Linked DNA regions of Homo sapiens: region 2 is linked to region 1. The links are chromatin contacts, found by POLR2A ChIA-PET in ENCODE. All regions are on one chromosome and are shown on one strand. Each heading gives the region's core, a stretch centred on a gene start or an enhancer-like site at or near the end of the contact. The rest is flanking DNA. Distances are from core to core; before and after follow the strand shown. Region 1 overlaps FAM76A (family with sequence similarity 76 member A). Region 2 overlaps PTAFR (platelet activating factor receptor).

Region 1 (5,996 bases), core at 116-2,615:
CTTGAATTCCTGGGCTCAAGCAATCTGCCTGCTTCAGCCTCCCAAAGTGTTGGGATTACAGGTGTGAGCCAGTGTGCCCAGCCTAAAAATGAGATACTATTTAGAAAACCTGAAAACAAGATAACAGACATGAATCAGAGTAAGAATGTAAAAATGGAAGACAACTTCAGACCATAATAAGACTGGTCTTATTCTGAAGATATTAATGTGAAGATATTAGAAATATAAGATAGAAGATATTCTGATGTGAAAATAAAATATTAACACTGAGGCCGGGCACAGTGGCTCACACCTGTAATCCCAACACTTTGGGAAGATGAGGCAGGCAGATCACTTCAGATGAGGAGTTCGAGACCAGCCTGTCCAACATGGCGAAACCCCATCTCTACTGAAAATAGAAAAATTAGCCAGGCATGGTGGCAGGCACCTGTAATCCCAGCTACTTGAGAGGTTGAGGTAGGAGAATCGCTTGAACTCAGGAGGCAGAGGTTGCAGTGAGCCTGGGCGACAGAGACTCTGTCTCAAAAAACAAAAAAAGAAAAAAAAGAGTATTAATACTGAAGATAAACTAAGATATTAAAATATTAACATATTAAAGATGGGTCACTTAGTAAGAGTTGTCAGCAGTGGAAGCACAGTGACATAAGAGTCATGGCAGAAGGCCCACATGAACGCTGTTCAGGGAAGAGGAAGAAATGTCCCATGAACTTTGAGTATTATTGTCCCACAGACATGGCCATCCCCATGAGAAGAGAAAGAGACATTAGGTTCTTTTAGCCGGACAGCACTGAACATTCCAGTTACATAACTACCTCCTCGTGTCCCAACTCTATGCTTATTCAGCACCTTCTGATTACAGCCTCTCCAGGTAGCTCATGCCAAGAACTGTGTACTGTTTGTTACATGCTCCGCTGTGAACTGAGATGTGAACACTGGTTTTTTTATACATTGTCTCTGTAAGCTCAGTTAACAAATGTCCTCTCTGAGGCCAGGGGCAATGGCTCACATTTGTAATCCTAGCACTTTGGGAGGCTAAAATGGAAGGATCACTTAAGACCAGGAGTTCAAGACCAGTCTGGGCAACATAATAAGACCATGTCTCTACAAAAAATTTTAAAAATTGGCCGGGTACAGTGGCACATGCCTGTAGTCCAAGCTACTAAGTGGGCTGAGATGGGAGGATTGCCTGAGACTGGAAGTTAGAGGCTGCAGTAGCCATGATTGTGCCACTGCACTCCAGCCAGGGTGACACAGCTGAGACCCTGTCTCAAAAACAAAACAAAAAACAAAATGTCCTCTTTGAGAAGTGGAAGCTGCAAGTGCTGAGAAAAATCAGTTTTTTGAGCCCAACTGACTGGAGTAATGCCATCCCAAAAGTCATCTTGGCAGACAGCCAGCCTCTCCCCAGGATATCCCAACCTTGACATAGGCTCTCAACAAACATCAGTTAAAAAGGGTTATTATCATGTCCCATACCACATATCTCACCCTCGCATCATTCTGGTCAGAGAGGAATTAACTAAACCATACCTTCTTCTCTTTCTCTAAAATCATTTGATCCTTTTGATGCAACATCTTCTTCAGGGTAGCCACTTCTTCCTTCAGTTGGGCAATGATGACAAAGTGGTCAGTGCCTGGTGAGTCCAGAGCCAGGTCTGGGGAGAAGCTAAATTTAAAAATCAGGGGAAAATATTTTAACTTGGATGGATAAACTTTTCTCTACCTGAGGATGCATCCTAGACCACTTGTCTGCAAGCTCCTAAAGGGCAGGAATCCTAGCATCAAGCACATTGCACCACACATGCTGGGCTCAACGGCACTTGCTGAGCTGAACTGCAGAGGTAAGGTGGCCATCAGATAACTCTACGAACCAAAGCCACAACCTGGCAGCATCCCTGCAGCATCTTCTCTCACATTTAGGACGGAAATAAATGCCACATCCCAAGAGCTAAGGATACTGTTTCAGGTTCCTTAAAGATCCCCAGTGATGTACTAGAAAAACCATCCTAATTTTTGTGATTAGATAAATTCCTTAGAATTCCAGATAAATTATAAACTGTGAGCTCATGCATTTTTCTTTAATGCTTCCCTCAGAGCTCATCTTTCAGGTCCTTGTCTTCTGTCCCAAAGCACCGCAATGCAGTCAGTGTATCTGCCGAGAAGCTGCTGGATTCCCACCCAGGAGCAGTCAGTTCTTTTTCAAAAAAGATGAAACAGGAATGAAGCCAGCTTCCCCTACACTACAAATGGCCTGCAGATTGTCATTTCCAATATCAGGAATTCTGTAACATTGCTTTAGTAACGGAACAAAGAGGTGGCAAACTCCAGAGTCACACAACAACTTGGGCTTTTAACAGATTCCTCCCAATAACAGCATTAGAGCACTCTATTTTGTCAAAGTGCCAGATGGACTCCATGTCCTTTTAGCAGAGCCTCTTAAGAAGGGGCAGTTTTAGGCCGGGCGCGGTGGCTCACGCCTATAATCCCAGCACTTTGGGAGGCCAAGGCAGGCGGATCACCTGAGGTCAGGAGTTCAAGACCAGCCTGACCAACATGGAGAAACCTCATCTCTACTAAAAATAAAAAATTAGCTGGCCGTGGTGGTGCATGCCTGTAATCCCAGCTACTTGGGAGGCTGAGACAGGACAATTGCTTGAACCTGGGAGGCGGAGGTTGCAGTGAGCCAAGATTGCGCCATTGCACTCCAGCCTGGGCAACAAGAGCGAAACTCCGTCTCAAAAAAAAAAAAAAAAAAAAAAAAGAAGGGATAGTTTCAGGAAATCTGCAAAACCCCAAAATTATATGTACAATCTTGTCTACACATATAATGGGTGGTTTTTAGAGTGAGGATCCATAGCTTTCAATGGCCAGTCAGAAGTGCCTCAGACTCAAAGCAAGTTAAGGAATCACTGCCAAGAGGGTCAAATCCTGTTCTCTAGAGAGTTCTCAAAGAACGCTCTTTACTTTTCCCAGGACAATCTTTAAAGTAAAACACAAACCTGTTTTTCCTAAGCAGACACTGGAATACTCATTCTCAACTCCCTATATATAGTAACGACTCACTGTTCTTATATCCTAAACCACATCTAATAGCCAACATTTCTCTACACAGGAAGAAACTCCAAATAGCAAGCCTAACCAGTGGACAAACTACCTCACAGTTACCAAGTCAAACATTTCTATGGCTAGGACTGGAAGACATAAATAATCGACAAGAATATTCCTACCCTCCTCTCAGTTTACATGAAGCATATGAGAAGACTGTCAGAGGAAGAATGAATCAATGCTCTCATAACTAATGAATGGATGGAATTACTGCATAACAAAAATAAATGCAAAATCATAAAACAAGGTGTGCAGGAGAAAGTACTGAAAGGACCTATTACAGTCTCCACTAGTTTCAGATCTGGAAGCACCCTTAGAGCTGCAGTCTCACATCTGTTTCAATACCTGCTAAGGACCTGTCTTTCTTCAACTGAATAGAGTCTATTTAAACCCATAACTAGAGTAATGAGCTAATGTAAGTAACTTTTTGTTGTCCCCAAACCTCTTAATGCCCTACCCTTCCTGCTTCTTGTGAGAGGATTCCCCCCATACCAATAAATAGTTGACAACACCCATCCTTTCTATCCTGTGTTAGGGACTGACCTCACTAACTCTCTCTTTTCTCTTTTTTTCTTTTTGAGACAGAGTTTCACTCTTGTTGCCTAGGCTGGAGTGCAATGGCATGATCTCGGCTCACCACAACCTCCAGCTCACCACAACCTCTGCCTCCTGGGTTCAAGTGATTCTCCCGCCTTAGCCTCTCAAGTAGCTGGGATTACAGGCGTGCGCCACCATGCCTGGCTAATTTTTGTGTTTTTAGTAGAGACGGGGTTTCTCCATGTTGGTCAGGCTGGTCTCGAACTCCCGACCTCAGGTGATCCACCCACCTTGGCCTCCCAAAGTGCTGGGATTACAGGCGTGAGCCACCGTGCCCAGCCCTCACTAACTCTCTAATTCCTGGTTCAGTAAGAACTACTAGAAATGAAAAAAGATGGCTAGGGTAACAAGGCAGAAAAACCAGTCTCTTTCCTAATGGCTCCAATGACAGGGAACTACTACTTCTCCAGAAAAATTGTCTTTTACAAAAGCTCGTACTGTAAGAACAATTTTCTTGGGTTGAGCCAAAACCTGCCTCTCTATAACCCTACATATTGGTCCTGAGTCAGTCCTCAAAGGCTATACAGATTAATCTTTCAGGCACATTTCAGACGGAGAATAAAATGAAACTACGAGTTAAAAAAAAGAATGTCCTTTAGAAACAATAAACCACAAGCTGTGCCTGAGTGCCACCAGCTGTTGTGGCTGCTTTTTTGATTGCCTATGGAAAAATAAACACACATGATTAAAAAGTAGCCAGTGTATTTTCTAGAGGAAGGAAAACTAGAAATTAACTTATATTTTCCTAAAATTGAAAAGTTTTTGTTATAATTTCAACAAACAAATTAGGACATATTGAGACAGAGACTGTGGATGTTGTAGGATACTTAGAAAAAAAAGACTAAAGCATCTTATAAAGCCATTTTTGAAAGCTAAAATGTGTTCTGTCTAAAAAAAATAGAAGGCTAATGGATAAACAAAAAGGAGGAAAAATAATCAAACATAACTCAATATTAAATAAGAGAAGAGAATGTAGTAGTATAGAAAGGTCAGTGAAAAACCATTAGGCAGCAACTTGCAGAAAACATGGGGAATAAAAATAAAAGAATAAGAGCATAAATTTAAAAGTATATGAATATTTTAGGGGCTGGGTCTGGTGGCTCATGCCTATAATCCCAGCATGTTGGGAGGCCAAAGCAGGAGGATCACTTGAGGCCAGGAGTTCGAGACCCCATCTACACAAAAAAATTAGCCGAGTGTGGAGGCATGTGCCTGTAGTCCCAGCTACTTGGGAGGCTGGGGTGGGAGGATCGTTTGAGTCCAGGAGGTCGAGGCTGCAGTGAGCCATAATTGCGCCACTGCACTCCAGCCTGGGTGACACAGTGAGACCTTGTCTCAAAAGAAAAAAAACAAAAAAAGCCAGGCATAGTGGCTCATTCCTGTAATCCCAGCACTTTGGGAGGCCAACATAGGAGGATCACTTGAACCCAGGAGTTCAGGACTGGCCTGAGTAACATAGTGAAACCCTATTTCTACAAATACAAAAATTAGGCAGGCATGGTGGTGCATGTCTATAGTCCCAGCTACTTGGGAGGCTTAGGTGGAAGGATCACCTGAGCCCAGGAGGTCGAGGCTGCAGTGAGCCAAGATCGTGACACTGCATTCCAGCCTGGGCAACAGGGTGAGACCCTGTCTCAAAAAAAAGAAAAAAAAAAAAAAAGAAATGGGTAGCCAGTGAAATTTTGGTTTGGATGACATTAAAAAAGGACTGTCAAAAAAAATGTCAGAATGCTTTTTTCAAAGCAAAGTAAATGCAGGGAAAAAAAACCCACAACAAGTAAAGAGGACAGCAAAGTGGAATTTATCTTGTGCTATGAACATTTAAAAAAAAGAAATGCAAACAAGTAGAATAGAATGTTAAAAATGCTAATGCAGGAACATTTTAAATGGGTATGAAAATAGTTTTTGTGACAGCAGAAAACATTTCCAAATTTTCAAATTATAAATTACTTAGAAAAATAAATTAGCATGTCATTTTAAGGAAAAAGTTATCTCCCCTACCTTTTTTTTTGAGACAGAGTCTCACTGCCTAGGCTCAACTGCAGTGGCGCAATCATGGCTCACTGCAGCCTCAACTTCCCCAGGCTCAGGTGATCCTCCCACCACAGCCTCCTGAGTAGCTGGAATTACAGGCACACGCCACCATGCCCAGCTAATCTTTAGAGATGGTGTTTCATCATATTGCCCAGGCTGGTCTCAAACTCCTGGGTGATTCACCAGCCTTGGCCTCCCAAAGTGCTGGGATTACATGTGTGAACGACTGTGCCTGGTCAAAATGATCATTTAATATCTTT
Region 2 (6,004 bases), core at 1,003-3,502, 420 kb before region 1:
TTGAACCTGGGAGGCGGAGGTTGCAGTGAGCTGAGATGGCGCCATCGCACTCCAGCCTGGGCAACAGAGCGAGACTCCGTCTCAAAAAACAAAACAAAACAAAACAAACAAACCACTGATCTGTGAGTTTGCAGGGAGGATGAAGTAAGAGTTGGGATGGGGAAGTGCTTTGTCAATTGGAAAATGCTGCGCAAAGGGGACTGATGAATTCCCTCTAATGCTGACTCTGGGATTCCTGCTGTTAAACGCCTTAGGGATGAGGAAACTGTTTTGTTCACTGTTGTATCCTTTATCCTTAGCACAGGGTTTGCAACATAGCATATGCTTAGAATATGCACAGGACAGATGAATGATGAAGCGGTTTTTGCAGTTGGAAGGGAACGGACGGTGAGCCAGAGGCCCAGTATCTGGTCCCAGCTCTGCCCCTGACACTGTGTTCACCTTGGGAAAATCCTTTCTCATCTCCGGGCCTCAGTTTCCCCATCTGGTCATTGAAGGAGTAAGGAATTCACAGTTTATGCTATCAGTGACAAAATGTGCCTACAGGACTGAGTTTTCTCTGACTGGTGGTGGGAAGCAGGTATGAGGAGAGGCTGGGATCTTATTGTCCTTTTACAGGGAGCAGAGATTCCCCACTTCCCACCCCAGGCCTGTGAAGGAGGCCTTGTTGAAGAGGATGGCATTCTCTTTCTTGGTGGCATCCCCCACTTTCCTGTTCTGATCCCCTAGATGGGTGGAGGCTTGGACCTCAGAGAGGGCAACAGTGGAGCAGGAGCCGGCAGCACCCCTTGATGGGCCTAGGGGTGTGTGTCTGGGTCGGGAGCAGAGCCAGCTCCCAAAGGGCAAGTGCTGGGACCCTGCTGCAGCCCCCTCTCTGACCACCCCCTCTTGGGCTCCTTGACAGCATGATGAGAGCGGGGAGAAGCCTCTGGTGTGTCTTTGTGTGTGCATGTGTGTCTGTGGTTATGTGGGGTGGACAGGGAGCTGGCTCTGGCTATGTCTACATGTATCTGGAATGATGGGCCGGGAGCATATCCGGGCTGCATGTGGCCTGCTCCAGCCAGACAGCTCCCCTCCCAGGAGCAGATGGCCAGCAAAGCCAGCTGAGAGGCTGATATGCCTCTGTGTGTCTTTGGCCGAGGGGAATCACAGCCAGATTCTGTGTGTGTATTTGTTTGTGTGTTTGTGTGTGAGAGAGAGACAGAATATGCAGGGGGAGGATCACCACTCAGCCACCCCTCCCCACCCCCTTGGTTCTGTAGGTGGGAGATCTTCAGGGCCTGGGTTTGGAGTTGAGCTTGGCTGGCTAATGGGAGAAGCATGTCAAAACCAAATTTGTGCATACCCCGCCCCCCCTCCTCTTTTTTTTTTTCTTTTGAGACAGAGTCTTGCTCTGTCACGCAGGCTGGAATGCAGTGGCGTGATCACACCTCACTGCAGCCTCGATCTCCTGGGCTCAAGCAGTCCTCCCACCTCAGTCTCTCGAGTAGCTGATACTGTAGGTGCACACCATCTTGCCTGATTAATTTTTGTGTTTTTGTTTTTGTTTTTGTTTTTGTTTTGTTTTGTTTGTTTGTTTGTTTTTTGTAGAGGTGGGGTTTGACATGATGCCCAGGCTAGTCTTGAACTCCCGTGCTCAAGCAATCCGCCTGCCTTGGCCTCCCAAAGTGCTGGGATTACAGATGTGAGCCACCATGCCTGGCCTACACCCCCCGCACACCCCCCCCCCTTTTTTTTTAAGAGACACAGTCTTGCTCTGTCACCCAGGCTGAAGAGCAGTGGCATGATCGTGACTCACTGCAGCCTTGAACTCCTGGTCTCAAGCTATCCTCCAGCTTTAGCCACCCAAGTAGCCAGGACTACAGGCGCATGCCACCATGCCTGGCTAATTTAAAAAACTTTTTTTTTTTTTTTTTTTTTTTGTGGAAACGGGATCTTGCTATGTTTCCCAGGCTGGTCTTGAACTTCTGGCCTCAAGCCATCTCCTGCCTTGGCTTCCCAAAGCGCTGGGATTACAGGCGTGAGCCACTGCACCCAGCCTGCACTACCTTTCACAGTTCATAAAGTCCATTTCAATGTACCAAGTGCTTTACTGTTTACCCAAAACTGTCACCACCAATAATCTCACTTCCTTTTTTTTTTACAACAATGCTTTGAGATAAGCGAGGCACAGGCACCGCATTTTGCAGATAAAAACCCCAAGGCTCAGAGCTGGAATGAGGCTCAGTCAAGATATGTGGGTGAGTGGCACAGCTGAGGCCAGAGCCCACATCTCCTGGTTTCGGTTCCTATGCTTTCTCTCCGGCTAACCCCGGTTGCTTCTAGGAGAGAATGTGTAGCTGGCTTAGTGCATGGCCAGTTTGGTTGCTTCTTTATTCACTTATTCAACAAACATTTTCTGAGGACAGCAGGGAAGGGAGTTCACAGTTATTGAGTAAATTGCTTCACTCAGCTCTCACAACCACCCCGTGAGGAAGGTTTTATTACCATCATTTTGCAGATGAAGAAAAGGAGGCTGGGAGAGCCAAGGATCACGCAGCAAGGAAGAAACAGACCCAGGTGCAGACTCAGGTCTGTGTGACGCCAGGGCCTGTGCCCAGCCCTGCTTTTTTCCCTGGACGGGGTCCTGGACTGGCCACGAGGACACCAGCAGGACTCAGGAACTCCCAGGCTGGGAAGATGTCAGCGTGATTCCTGGTATAACAGAGGCATGGCTGTGTGCGGTGGCTCATGCCTGTAATCCCAGCACTTTGGGATGTTGAGGTGGGTGGATCACCTGAGATCAGGAGTTTGAGACCAGCCTGGCCAGCATGGTGAAAACCTGTCTCTACTAAAAATATAAAAATTAGCCAGGCATGGTGGCATGCGCTTGTAATCCCAGCTACTTGGAAGGCTGACACATGAGGATCGCTTGAACCTGGGAGGCGGAGGTTGCAGTAAGCTGAGATTGCATCATTGCACTCCAGCCTAGGTGATAGACTGAGATTCAGTCTCAACCCCCCACCCCCGCAACACACACACAAAAACCAGAGGCATAACAGAGGCATGATGTGCCCAGTGCTGGGGCAGCCCAGAGGAGATGGTTCCTCCCTCCCTCTTCCTGGCCCTGTCCTGGAAGCAAAATTGGATAGGGTAACTCACAAACAGATACCACCTGGGTATCTGGGAGCCAGGAGGAGAGACCCAGGCCAGACTTGGGGTTTCCTAGGCCAACTGAGCAGAGGCTGAGTCTCCTCAATGTAATATACATATCTGGGGCCAGGATGAGGTCCCCAATGAGAAGGAACACTGGGTAACTCTGACTGGTACCCAGATCATCCTCATCCCTCGTGCCCTAGACCCTGTCCGTAACCTCTCCCAGACATGGTGCTTCATTCATCAGCCAATAAATGTGCATGGTCCCTTGCGCTGGGAATTGTAGGGAGCCTGGCACAGAATTCCCCAGAGGTCAGGATTTCTCCTCCCTTAATTCGTCGCTCAAATCCTTCTGCATCTTGGAGAAATGGTATTGAAACCACTCTGTGAGAGGTAACATTAGAGGGTGTGGTCGGCACGGCCAGGTCAGGGCACAAATATCAAGCAACAGGGCATGTCAGAACAGGAAGTAACTCATGTATTGAGTACCTTCTATATGCCTAGCACTGTAGAGGTTGTCTGTCTTCAACATCAGGGCTATCCTGTGAGGTCAAGTTTTTTTTTTTTTTTGAGATGGAGTCTCGGTCTGTCACCCAGGCTGGAGTGCAGTGGCACAATCTCAGTTCACTGAAACTTCCCCCTCCCGGGTTCAAGTGGTTCTTCTGCCTCAGCCTCCCATGTAGCTGGGATTACAGATGTGCGCCACCACACCCAGCTAATTTTTGTATTTTTAGTAGATATGGGGTTTCGTCATGTTGGCCAGGCCAGTCTTGAACTCCTGACCTCAGGTGATCTGCCTGCCTCGGCCTCCCAGAGTGCTGGGATTACAGGTGTGAGCCACCCCACCCAGCCTAATTTGTATTAATTATTTATTTATTATTTTTATTTATTTTTTGAGATGGAGTCTCGCTGTTGCCCAGGCTGGAGTGCAGTGGCACAATCTTGGCTCACTGCAGACTCTGCACCCCGGGTTCACGCCATTCTCCTGCCTCAGCCTCCCGAATAGCTGGGACTACAGGCGCCCACCACCTTGCCCAGCTAATTTTTTGTATTTTTAGTAGAGACAGGGTTTTACCGTGTTAGCCAGGATGGTCTCGATCTCCTGATCTTGTGATCCGCCCGCCTTGGCCTCCCAAAGTGCTGGGATTACAGGCGTGAGCCACCGCGCCGGGCCCTTATTTTTATTTTTAAGAGATAGGGTCTTGCTCTGTTGCCCAGGCTGGAGTGCAGTGGTATGATCATAGCTTACTGTAATGGACCCAAGTGATCCTGCAGCCTCAGCCTCCATAGTAGCTAGGACTGCAGGCATGTGCCACCATGCCTGGCTAATTTTTTTTTTAATTTTTAATTTTGTAGAGACAAAATTTGGTTATGTTGCTCAGGCTGGTCTTAAACTCCTGACCTCAAGCAATTCTCTTACCTCAGCCTCTCAAAGTGCTGGCATTATAGATGTGGGCCACCTTTCCAGCCTCAATGTTGATGCTATTCCCATTTTATAGATGAGGAAAGTGGGACTGGCCCCAGCGAATCTAAGAGCTGGGAGTGGCTAGAGCTGGGGTGTGAGAGTTTGGAAGCGAAGAGTGAGGGACACTGTGACTGTGTGTGTACAGAGGCTCACCTGTCTATTTAGTCAGTATTTCTCATGTGTTTGCTATGTAGGAGGCCCTGTGATGGGTATTGGTGATATGCCAGAAGCCTTGGCCCTTGGGAATTCCCAGTCCAAAAGGAGAGAGAAATCAACAGCTATGATAATGCAATGTGATAGATTGTTATGGGAACTTGAGGTGGAATTTCCAACTCTGTCTGGGGTAGGGAAGTAAGAGTAACAATAGCCAACATTCAATGAGCTCTCACTGTAGACCAGACCAGGCATCTTCTTTTTTTTTTTTTTTTGAGATGGAGTCTCGCTCTGTCGCCCAGACTCCAGTGCAATGGCGTCATCTTGGCTCACTGCAATCTCTGCCTCCTGGGTTCAAGTGATTCCCCTGCCTCGGCCTCCCGAGTAGCTGGGATTACAGGCATGCACCACCATGCCTGGTTAATTTTTGTATTTTTAGTAGAGATAGGGTTTCACCATGTTGGCTAGGCTGGTCTCGAACTCCTTACCTCAAGTGATCTGCCCGCCTTGGCCTCCCAAAGTGCTGGGATTACAGGTATGAGCCACTGCGCCCAGCCCTGATAAGGACTTTATACACATTATTTCATTGACTCTTCACACCACTCTGGAGAGGTATGTGCCTGGGTATTATCAGCTCCATTTTCAGTGAGGGACCTGAGAATCAGAGGGAGGACATGCTTGGCTGTGGTTCTGTGGTAGGAAGTGAGAGAGGTAAGATCTGAACCCAGGTTTGTCTGACTACAGAGTCTGACTCCAGAGTCTGTGCTCTTAACCACTGTTCTCTAAATACTGTACATCCTTTATTTCGCTTGATGAAAGAGATGTGGTTTACAAATGAGGCCCGAAGGCGGCAAGCAGTTTTACCAAAGGTTGCATAGCTTTTAAGTCATAAACTGAGTCATATGACTCTAACTTAAAAATACACAATGTACTTTCAAATTTGTCGTCTCTTAGGCCCATTGATTTTTTTTTTTTTTTTACTGTGGTGAAAACCGTAACATAAATTTACTCTCTTAGCATGCATTTTGAAAAATTTATTTTATAGAGACTGGGGTGTTGCTATGTTGTCCAGACTGGTCTCAAACTCCTGGGCTCAAGTGATCCACTCATTTTGGCCTCCCAAAGTGCTGGAATTACAGGCCACGTAATTCCAGCCATGTGCCTGGTCCCTGTTAACATTTTTAAAGTGTATAGTTCAGTCATGCTACCTATATTCACATTGTTGTATAATAGATCTCTAGAATGTTTTCT

The links. ChIA-PET counts read pairs that join two places held with the same protein, here RNA polymerase II (POLR2A).
Region 2: POLR2A ChIA-PET joins it to region 1 with 25 read pairs in OCI-LY7. The contact joins two enhancer-like sites. POLR2A ChIA-PET finds 5 or more read pairs at or near these places in 3 of 52 experiments (K562, OCI-LY7 and activated B cell).

Annotation. Positions count from the first base shown.
Region 1 is chr1:27,750,865-27,756,860 of GRCh38, reverse strand. FAM76A (family with sequence similarity 76 member A) reads right to left here. Exons shown (of 9, transcript NM_152660.3): 7 at 1,531-1,666. Among named protein-coding and RNA genes, the nearest start is that of STX12, 19 kb to the left of the region's middle. Within about 2 kb of position 1,365, at least 4 of the 41 ENCODE cell types and tissues checked have a DNase peak (open chromatin) inside an H3K27ac peak, as active enhancers do.
Region 2 is chr1:28,169,024-28,175,027 of GRCh38, reverse strand. The region is part of intron 1 of PTAFR (platelet activating factor receptor); the gene reads left to right. Among named protein-coding and RNA genes, the nearest start is that of PTAFR, 4.7 kb to the left of the region's middle. RefSeq lists enhancers at 3,494-3,543, 3,554-3,623, 3,664-3,773, 3,814-3,863. Within about 2 kb of position 2,252, at least 16 of the 41 ENCODE cell types and tissues checked have a DNase peak (open chromatin) inside an H3K27ac peak, as active enhancers do.